2 separate regions of the Homo sapiens genome follow, and region 1 is linked to region 2. The links are chromatin contacts, found by Hi-C or POLR2A ChIA-PET in ENCODE. All regions are on one chromosome and are shown on one strand. Each heading gives the region's core, a stretch centred on a gene start or an enhancer-like site at or near the end of the contact. The rest is flanking DNA. Distances are from core to core; before and after follow the strand shown.

What was found. A loop is a pair of places that touch in the nucleus more often than their neighbours do. ChIA-PET counts read pairs that join two places held with the same protein, here RNA polymerase II (POLR2A). Pooled maps may share reads with other maps.
Region 1: a map of PC-9 shows a loop between it and region 2 (13-fold over the local background). The contact joins two enhancer-like sites. A Hi-C loop is called at or near these places in 4 of 168 maps with a recorded cell type or tissue (Caco-2, PC-9, endothelial cell of hepatic sinusoid and 1 more) and 2 of 50 pooled maps. POLR2A ChIA-PET finds 5 or more read pairs at or near these places in 1 of 52 experiments (PC-9).

Annotation. Positions count from the first base shown.
Region 1 is chr7:16,128,321-16,132,746 of GRCh38, forward strand. The region is part of intron 9 of CRPPA (CDP-L-ribitol pyrophosphorylase A); the gene reads right to left. Among named protein-coding and RNA genes, the nearest start is that of CRPPA-AS1, 80 kb to the right of the region's middle. Within about 2 kb of position 1,256, at least 5 of the 41 ENCODE cell types and tissues checked have a DNase peak (open chromatin) inside an H3K27ac peak, as active enhancers do.
Region 2 is chr7:16,081,710-16,086,350 of GRCh38, forward strand. No RefSeq gene overlaps it. Among named protein-coding and RNA genes, the nearest start is that of CRPPA-AS1, 130 kb to the right of the region's middle. Within about 2 kb of position 2,427, at least 2 of the 41 ENCODE cell types and tissues checked have a DNase peak (open chromatin) inside an H3K27ac peak, as active enhancers do.

The DNA.
Region 1 (4,426 bases), core at 6-2,505, 45 kb after region 2:
TGTAATTTTATAATTTAAAAAAATTCATCTCAACCTCCCCAAATAATACCAGTGATCAAAAGTCCTATTTTTTCTTCTTTTTTCAAAGAAAGGATGCCTGTAGTTAGGGAAATCTGAAGAGTTTTTAAATGAAAAACCTGCTAATCTGGGTTAGAGATAATCTGTGACTTTCAGGTAAGAAGAACATTCAGAGAACATAGGGCTTCTAATAGAAGAAGGATAAACCAGAAGATAGGTAACAAAGCCAAAGAAATAACTTGACAAGAAAGCTGAACTTTGGCCAGAATATAAAACATGGGAGTTATTAGTGATATGAGGTAGAAAGGCAGTGGGTGACAGTAAAAGAATCATCCATACCATTTCCAAGTTGTTGGCCAGATGGAAAAATTTGTCCCTAATAACAAACCACTTCAGTAGAATTCTGTAATGGACAAAGTTAGAAAAAGCCAAATATGTTGCAATTATAACAGATTATGATAATTATGGAAACAGAAAGCAAAGTTACTAGGGCTAAGGTATAAAATGAGTAGAAGAAAAGAAAGAAGAATATAATAACAGAAGCAAATGATCCCAATAACAGAAAATTATTTTTACTTCATGATTAAATGCATAATATATAAATTATTTCAGTCTTACAGTTCTGTTCCAAACAAGAAATGTTGGTATGTATTGCTTCAAGTATTGTAGCTAAATCCTAAGAGTAAAAGCATATGAGCGAAAGATTCAAAATTTCAGTAATCCATCCAATTTTAATTAGTATTATCACACCCACTATTTTCAGGGGAAAATGACATTGATTTCTCTTGCCACATCACACATCATGCTCTCCCTTTCTCTCATCTAACCTAATTAGCTCATTTTCAGTCCTTTGAATTTAACATGTCCTCATGTATGTTGCCTCCTCTCTTGAATGCTCTCTTCTACCTTCAGATCTCTGCTTGGATACAAAAGTTGCTATTCATTCTGTTCCTCTGCCTCAGCAAAGTCTTTCATCTCCTGCCTAGGTCAAATCAATCCTCATTATATCTCTCCTTTTTAGCACATCTGTGTCCCAATTTTTTGTGTTTGGATGGAAAATTTGGTATTCATTCCATTCCTCCTCCTCAAGAAAGTCTTTGATCTCCTGCGTTGGTCAAATCCATCCATCTTAGGCTCTCATTGTCTCTCTCCTTTTTAGCACGTCTTTGTCCCAATTTTATGTGTTAGTGATTCTCTTCTTGCCTGAAGCTTTATGCCACAATACCAGATATCATGTTACATCATCTGTTTTTGCTCAGAATTCCATCCTGAATATGTGTCATGTTACTGAAACCTGAGGAGCTGCTCAGTACATATTTTATTGTCAAGGAGAGGGGAGCTAAGCAAGATTTGTACAGATTTTGAATAAGTAAAAGTATAAGGAATAGAACCTCGGTTTCTGGAACTATTTGTTGCTGAGTTTCTGCAAGTGTTTCAGGATGCAACTTTTTTGTCTTTTCCTTTAATGTTTTCAATTCATCTCCCTTCCTCCCACCTTTTCCTTTCCTCATTGGTATCCAATTATAATGACCAGAAAAGACATTTCTATTTATGGGTTCCAACCCTTCTGACACATAAACATTCCAACTCACAGGATTCATTCTTTCCTGGTTGGTGCCCTAGCTTCACAAGAATGAGGAAGCACACAAATAAATAACTATCGAATTTTTTAAAAACTTGTTCCCATTCTACCTGGGATCATCTCAGATTCCATCCATAGCATGCCTATCACACCCCTCAAGAAAATCCATTGTCCTGACCAAACTCTTGATAGGAGTTATGTGTAAACAATAACACTAGGATGTTAAAAAGAGTACACATTTTATAATTTTTTGTTAATGGGAATAGATGACATTCTGCTTTTTAAAGCAAGACTTCATAATTTGTTTCTTTAATCATACAATACTGGATATTTTCCAGGCAGGAAGAAGTAAGCAAAAGTGAGAACAAAGAGTATCTCTAAATAAAGTCTCCAGAAAATCTTTAGTTATATCACAGAAGCCACGTCAAGCTACAAGGCTGGCTGGGAAATGCTATTCCAAATAAAAACTGAGTTTCTATAGTGAAGAAAAAGAGAATAACCCAGCAGACTGTGTCTTGAGTTTTATTTAATTCTTAAAACAGAATTAAACAATAAAAGGAAAAATTTCATTCCTCTGTTCTATACTATCCATTCCTAAATTGAGGAATGGATTTCCAAAGGGCAAGAGTCAACTCTGTAACACTGACTCCACCCCTCCTTCTGTCAAATTGCAGGATTTGGAAGGCTTCCTGGAATGTTCTCTTTTCCTTTTGTACACTAAGTAGTACATTTATTTATGGCAAGTAATGAGTAATTAGTGTCTATATCCTATTTTTAAAATTAGGTCCAGATGAATATCACTTGGAAAGTATTCCTAGAAGTTTGGGCTTTAAAGATGATGAAGTTTCCTTCTGTAGACTGAATATCTGTGTCCCCCAAAATTCCTGTGTTGAAGCTTCATGCTCAGTGAGATGGTTTTTGGAGGTAAGGCCTTTGGGGGGTGATTAGGTCATAAGGACAGAGCCATCATTACTGGGATTAGTGCCCTTATACAAGTGACCCCAGCAAGTTCCCACACCCTTCCACCATGTGAGGACACACTGAGAAGATGACCATGTATGAACCAGGAGGCAGGCCCTCACCAGACACAGGGTCTGCCAGTACCTTCACCTTGAACTTGCCAGTTTCTACAACTGTGAAAAAACAAATTTATGTTGTTTCTAAAACCACCAAGTCTATTGTACTGTTATAGCAGCCTAAACAGACTAAAAGAAAATTGGCATCACAAAGTGGGGGCTGCTGTAACAAAACCAAAAAAAGTGGAAGAGACTTTGAAACTGGATAATGGGTAGAGACTGAGTTTTGAGGTGCATACAAGAAAAAGCATACATTGCCATGAACAGACCATTAGAGGCAATTTTAGAAGGAAAAGAGGAAAGCTATAGAGAAAGCTTTAATTTTCTTACAGAATAAGTGTTCCTGAATACAATGTTGATAATAATAAGGAAGGGAAAAGTAATTCTAATGAAGTCTGAGATAGAAATTAGAAACATGTTATTGGAAACTGGAGGAAAGGTGATTCTTGTTATAAAGTGGCTGCCCCAGGTACAGCTCCAGTGGGCTGAAATGTGACCTGGGCTCTGGTGGAAGCCCACTTTGGAGTACAAAGCTAGCACATTTTGACAGCCATGTGCAGAGTGCCCAGGTGTCAAGGCTTTCTCCACCTAGATTTTTCTTTTTTGAACAGGGTCTCACTTTATCCCCTAGGTTGGAGTGCAGTAGCACAATCTTGGCTCACTGCAGCCTCAACCTCCTGGGTTCAAGCAATCCTCCTGCCTCAGCCCCCAGGTAACTGGAACTACAGGCCGCACTACCATGCCCAGCTAATTTTTGTAGTTTTTGTAAAGATGGAGTCTCACCATGTTGCCCAGGCTGTTCTCGAGCTCTCGAACTCAAGTGATCTGCCCATCTTGGCCTCTCAAAGTGCAGGTGTGAGTGAGCCACTGCACCCAGCCACCACTTAAATTTCAAAGGTCATCAGGCAGAGCTTCAGGCTTGGGATCCCACCCATGGAGAGTCACGGTATAGGACCGAAGCCAGTAGGGCAAAGCCTAGGCAGTGAACCACTATAGGGGAAGAGGTACTGCAAACAGCTTCCATTAGGGCAATGCCTAGCAGAGATGCAGTGGGTGGGAATACCGAGAGCCTTGGGGAACCACCTCCTGCCTGGCAAAGCTATAGGGGTAAGACTGCCAGCTCCATGGGCCTAGAGAAAAGAATATGGAACCAAAGAGTGATCTTGAGCCTTATGAACTAATGGCATTTGCCTTAGGTTTTGAACTTACATAGGACTGGTTACTCCTTTCTTCTTTTCTATTATCCGCTTTCAGAGTGGTGATGTCCATCGTATGCCTGTAACATTATTGTATTTTGGAAACATATAACATGTTTGTTTCACAGGTTCCCAGCTAGAGAACAATTTGCCTCAGGAGACCTTGACTACAGTGATGAAGACAGGATCTAAACAAATGAGTCTTAGATACATAATGAAGAAAGCATATATAGAATTCTCTCGTTGAAAGAGAATAGAAAGGATTAAGAATGACTCAGGACTTTGTAAAGGGAAAATAGTACTCAAAAAAGTAAAATTAGAGAAGTATATGTTTTAATGAGGTTAGAAAGAGGTAGAAAGTGGAAAAAGAGATTGAGTAAATGATTTCTTCATATGAAACTAAAGTCTATAGTAGGTTTTATAATACCATTGACTCTTGAACCACATAAGCTTGAACTGCATGGGTTTACTTACATGCAAATTTTTAAAAAGGAAATTTACTGAAAATTTTTTTGGAGATTTGCAACAACTTGTAAAAATTGGCAAACATTGTA
Region 2 (4,641 bases), core at 1,177-3,676:
AGCCATGTAATTTCAGGATCTTCACTTGGCTTCCATGAGGCTCAGGCTTTTCTGTAATATATGGGTAACTGTAAGTTCTCAAGAAAGTTACATCAGATAATGTGAAAATTATTTGGTAAAAAGTAAGACACAACTTACTGGTAATTATGGTTAAATAACTCATTTGTCTCCAAGATACTTTTTTTACCATAATAAAGATCACAGAGGTTTTATAAAGAAAAAAGCAGAGTCTGTATTTTACATATGTTGCCCATGCTTGTGTTCCTTGGTGAAGTCGTATGAATTTATTCAAGTCACAAAATATTTCTCCCAGTTAAACATATTTTTGAAAAAAATCATTTTCTAAAATTACAATGTTACAGTTGACTGTGGCTAAAACAATCCAGACTCAGGGAAATGTATCAATATCCACACTATTTTGTGTTTCACTTGTTGGACACGAGCATTTTTCTTGAAGAGAATGGATGATAGTAGTATCACCCATTCTAGGAGTATCTAATCTTCATATAACCAATAAGGCACATCCTTTGGATGGGGTAGCCATTGCTTGCCCTCTGGTTCAGGAGTAGCTGGGGTCTAACATCCAGGGATCTGAAGTGTTACTGATAGGCAGGTGGAGACAGGCCTGATATGAGTGGCAAAGCCACCTTTGCTTCTGATTGTAGTACATGTTTATGTTGTTCAGAAAGGTTATTGAAGTTTCAGGGAAAGTCTAGCTTCTACCTCCTTCATTGCATGCATCTGAGATCGAGCTGGAAGAGCATCCCAAACTGATACCTTCGATGCAAGGAAAGTCTTCCTCTTGGTGGGATGCACAGGGATAGTTAAGACTGGAGGCAGCAGTGCCAGGTAGAGTGGCTTTCTCATGAGGATCATCAGCATCAGGGGTAACAGCATGGTGACAAGATGAAAAATTAAAGGTATAAGAAATCGAGGGGCTTATTCTAGAGCATTCATGAAATTGCTAAGAATACTGTGAGTCAGGTTAGTTTCTAGCAGTAATAATATGGGCTGATGTTATAATAATTTGGGTTAAAAAAATGAAAGTGTAATCTCATTTTTATGTCATAGGCTTTTTAAGTCATGAGGCTGCCAACATAAAAGACATGCCATTGCTTTAAAAATGTGTTTAACCGCCGGGCACAGTGGCTCACGCCTGTAATCCCAGCACTTTGTGAGGCCGAGGGGGGCAGATCACGAGGTCAGGAGATCGAGACCATCCTGGCTAACACGGTGAAACCCCGTCTCCACTAAAAAATACAAAAAAAAATTAGCCGGGCGTGGTGGCGGGCGCCTGTAGTCCCAGCTACTCAGGAGGCTTAGGCAGGAGAATGGCATCAACCTGGGAGGCGGAGCTTGCAGTGAGCCGAGATCGCGCCACTGCACTCCAGCCTAGGGGACAGAGCGAGATTCCGTCTCAAAAAAAAAAATGTGTTTAACCTGCATTGCCAATGAGTATCGTTAATTGTGTATGTATAATTATTAGGTATAAACACGTATTTCTTATGTATACATATGCACTAGAAATATTCATTGACTGTTTTCCTGCTTTGCCAAATCAGTGACACCCAGTCTCTAGAAGTTATTGTATATGCATACAAAGCACAAACTCACAATAAAATTGTTTTCCAACTCTTTCTAGAAAATGTTTACCAAAAAAATACACTTTTCCTTCTCTACACTCACACGAAAATTAATCGACATGTCATACTGGTAAAATTAAATTTTTGTGCTATCTTTTTTAAGAGGGAGTTTTACATTTAAGTTGTAGCCCTGGGTCAAAGGTAATAAAACGACCAGAGAACACCACATTACTTTGTATCTCTTCTAACACAGCTTTTCGTTCACAGGCTGAGACTGACAGTTTCAAGAAGACAGTGCATCAAAAAAGCTCTTGGAGGAAAATCTCCAGTCTTTCAAACTACACTTTACTGTATTCATTGATTTATGTAATATATAAAGAGATTAATGATAAAAATAATTTGCATATTTTAAATATGTAATAGGGTTTGAGAATATAGCTTCTAAGTTGAATAGTTGTTTGATATTAAGCAACAATTAAAAGCTAGTAAAATGAAAATGAAATTCTCTTTAGGCAACATATATAGGCTTGGGAAGGAGTAACATTATGCATAACCCCATGATTAACCCAAATCTTTTAATATTCATTAAGATTCCCAAACCAGAGCCAAGAATAATTGGTCTATAGTTGCTTCTCCTGGCTATCTTATTATAACATACTGCATTTATCTTCATTTATCTTAAATTCCTGTATTATAGCAGAACTTATAGATATTCCCACTGGGATCCTCAAACTCTTAATTTGTTTACATATTTTGGCTTCTTTCCAGATTTATGTGAATAGTAACTGATCCAAGAAACAAACAGGCGGAAATGTCTTTGAATAACATTCTTTTACCATCGGGTCATACATACCTCCATTCAGTAAAACAGGCAACTGAATTCCTGAACTGGGCAGTTCAATAATACATTTTTGAAACTCAGGTGGGATTAAAGAGAATGGTGCTCTATTCAAACAATAAAAGAAAAAAGAACTATGAACTTAACAAGGTCTTAAAAACACACACAGGATGAAAAAAAAATCCTCCGAACTATTGAAGAAAATTAGGAACACAGATTTTATCGTCTATTTCCTCATCCTCAAAGGGATGTTTTTTATCCACTTAGGCTGAAGAGCTTGCTTTCAACCAAATTAAGAGCTCAGATGTGAAGAATAGGAAAGGAAAAAAAAGGAAATAAAAACCTGACATACCAATAAACCAACCAATTTCAGTTTCAATAGCCCATTTTATAATGAGGTAGAACAAAGAACATAATGGATAGCGCCAAATGGCAAAGCTCCAGAAAACTCATTCAGTTAATCTTACTAGTTGCTTTGCCAAACCTTATCCAAATAACACAATTATTACAGTCTGCAGACTAGTGGAAATTCTTACAAAATTGGCCTCTATCTAGAATCCCAAATCATGTCTCCAACTCGAGTCACAACCATCTCTGCGATTGTCTTGTTGAAGCTTTTGCCTCTGGGCTTAACTGCAATTTTGCAAAATGGAAAATAAGTGAATGCATCCAGGTAAAATTCTGGATATAGATTTAAATCGAGCTTTTTAATCCTTAAGAACAGTCCTTCCTATATGTGATCCAATTCCCTAAAAAATTATTCAAAGTAGATGGACTATTATTGGTCCAAAATTGTCCTATGTTAGAAATGTTAGAATTCCAGTTTGGCTTCCAGTGTGCCCAGCGATCACGAGTTCTTAATCTCTGCATCTGCCTTTTTGCAACTGTCATATCAAAAGGTTGATACAGACCTACCTCGTAGAGATCCTGCAAGGATTAATTAAGATTAAATCGAAAGAAAAAAATGCATTTGACAAGCCAGGCTTCATCAATGCTGCTAAACAGACCCAGATGTTTTAACAACTGTTCAGATTATTTGGTAGCATCCTAAGTAGAGAATTAATTTGCATAATACATCTCAGCTGTGAAGACATTGTTAAATGATTCCAATGTTTCAGATAAGGGAAAACAACCTGGCTCCACTCTGGCCTCTCATCAAACTAGGCACCATTCACCCCAAAATTTTCCTGCTGACCAAACATTGGTAACATATGTGATTAAGAGAATCCCAAGACAAAGAAAGACGTTATACCTTCTCATTCCTAGGCACTTCTCTGAACCTTTCTTTCTCCTGTAAGGATAAAAAGATTTCAACTCTCTTTCATGTCTTGCTGTGGTGCTGAGGCACAAATGGCTACATGCATCTCTTGTCCATCAAGAAAGTGCTTGCTTCCATGTTTTCATCTTCCACTTTCACTATCCAACTGTATCTCATCATTCATTGCCTGAGGAAATCCCAACAACTTCAGAGCTCACAGAGATAGCACTGATAATAATCTTATGTACATTATCAGTCTTCATTGGTTTCACCAGCACATACAGATCCAAGGATGTTCTAAAATATGTCTTTTGGGGATGGAGATGGGGAAAGGAAGAGTACTGAAACACTGAAAAGTAATGGGCTTTACTCATTTTATTTCTCTTGTTATTAAAGAAAAAAAAGGTCTCATCTTTGAGAGTCATTAGTTTAAGGGATCTTAAAAAAGTATGTTTTTAAATATTGCATAGCATACTGCTCACAAATATAGGCTCTGGGGCTCAATAACCAAATTTGAATCTCATTCCTCCCACGTGCTGCTTGGCTAACTCTGAATAAGTTATTCAAAATGTATGTACCTTTGTTTTCACATCTTTTTTTTTTTTTTTTTTTTTTGAGAGAGTCTCGCTCTGTTGCCCAGGCTGGAATGCAGTGGTGCAATCTCGGCTCACTGCAACCTCCGCCTCCCAGGTTCAAGCAATTCTTCTGCCTCAGCCTCCTGGGTAGATGGGATTACAGGCACACACCACCACACCCGGCAAATTTTTGTATTTTTAGTAGAGACGGGGTTTCACCATGTTGGTCAGGCTGGTCTCGAACTCCTGATCTTGTGATCTGCCTGCCTCGGCCTCCCAAAGTGCTGGTATTACAGGCGTGAGCCACTGCGTCCAGCCGGTTTTGACACCTTTTAAATGGTTATAGGTGTACTACCTACCACATAAAGTAATTATGAAGAATACAGA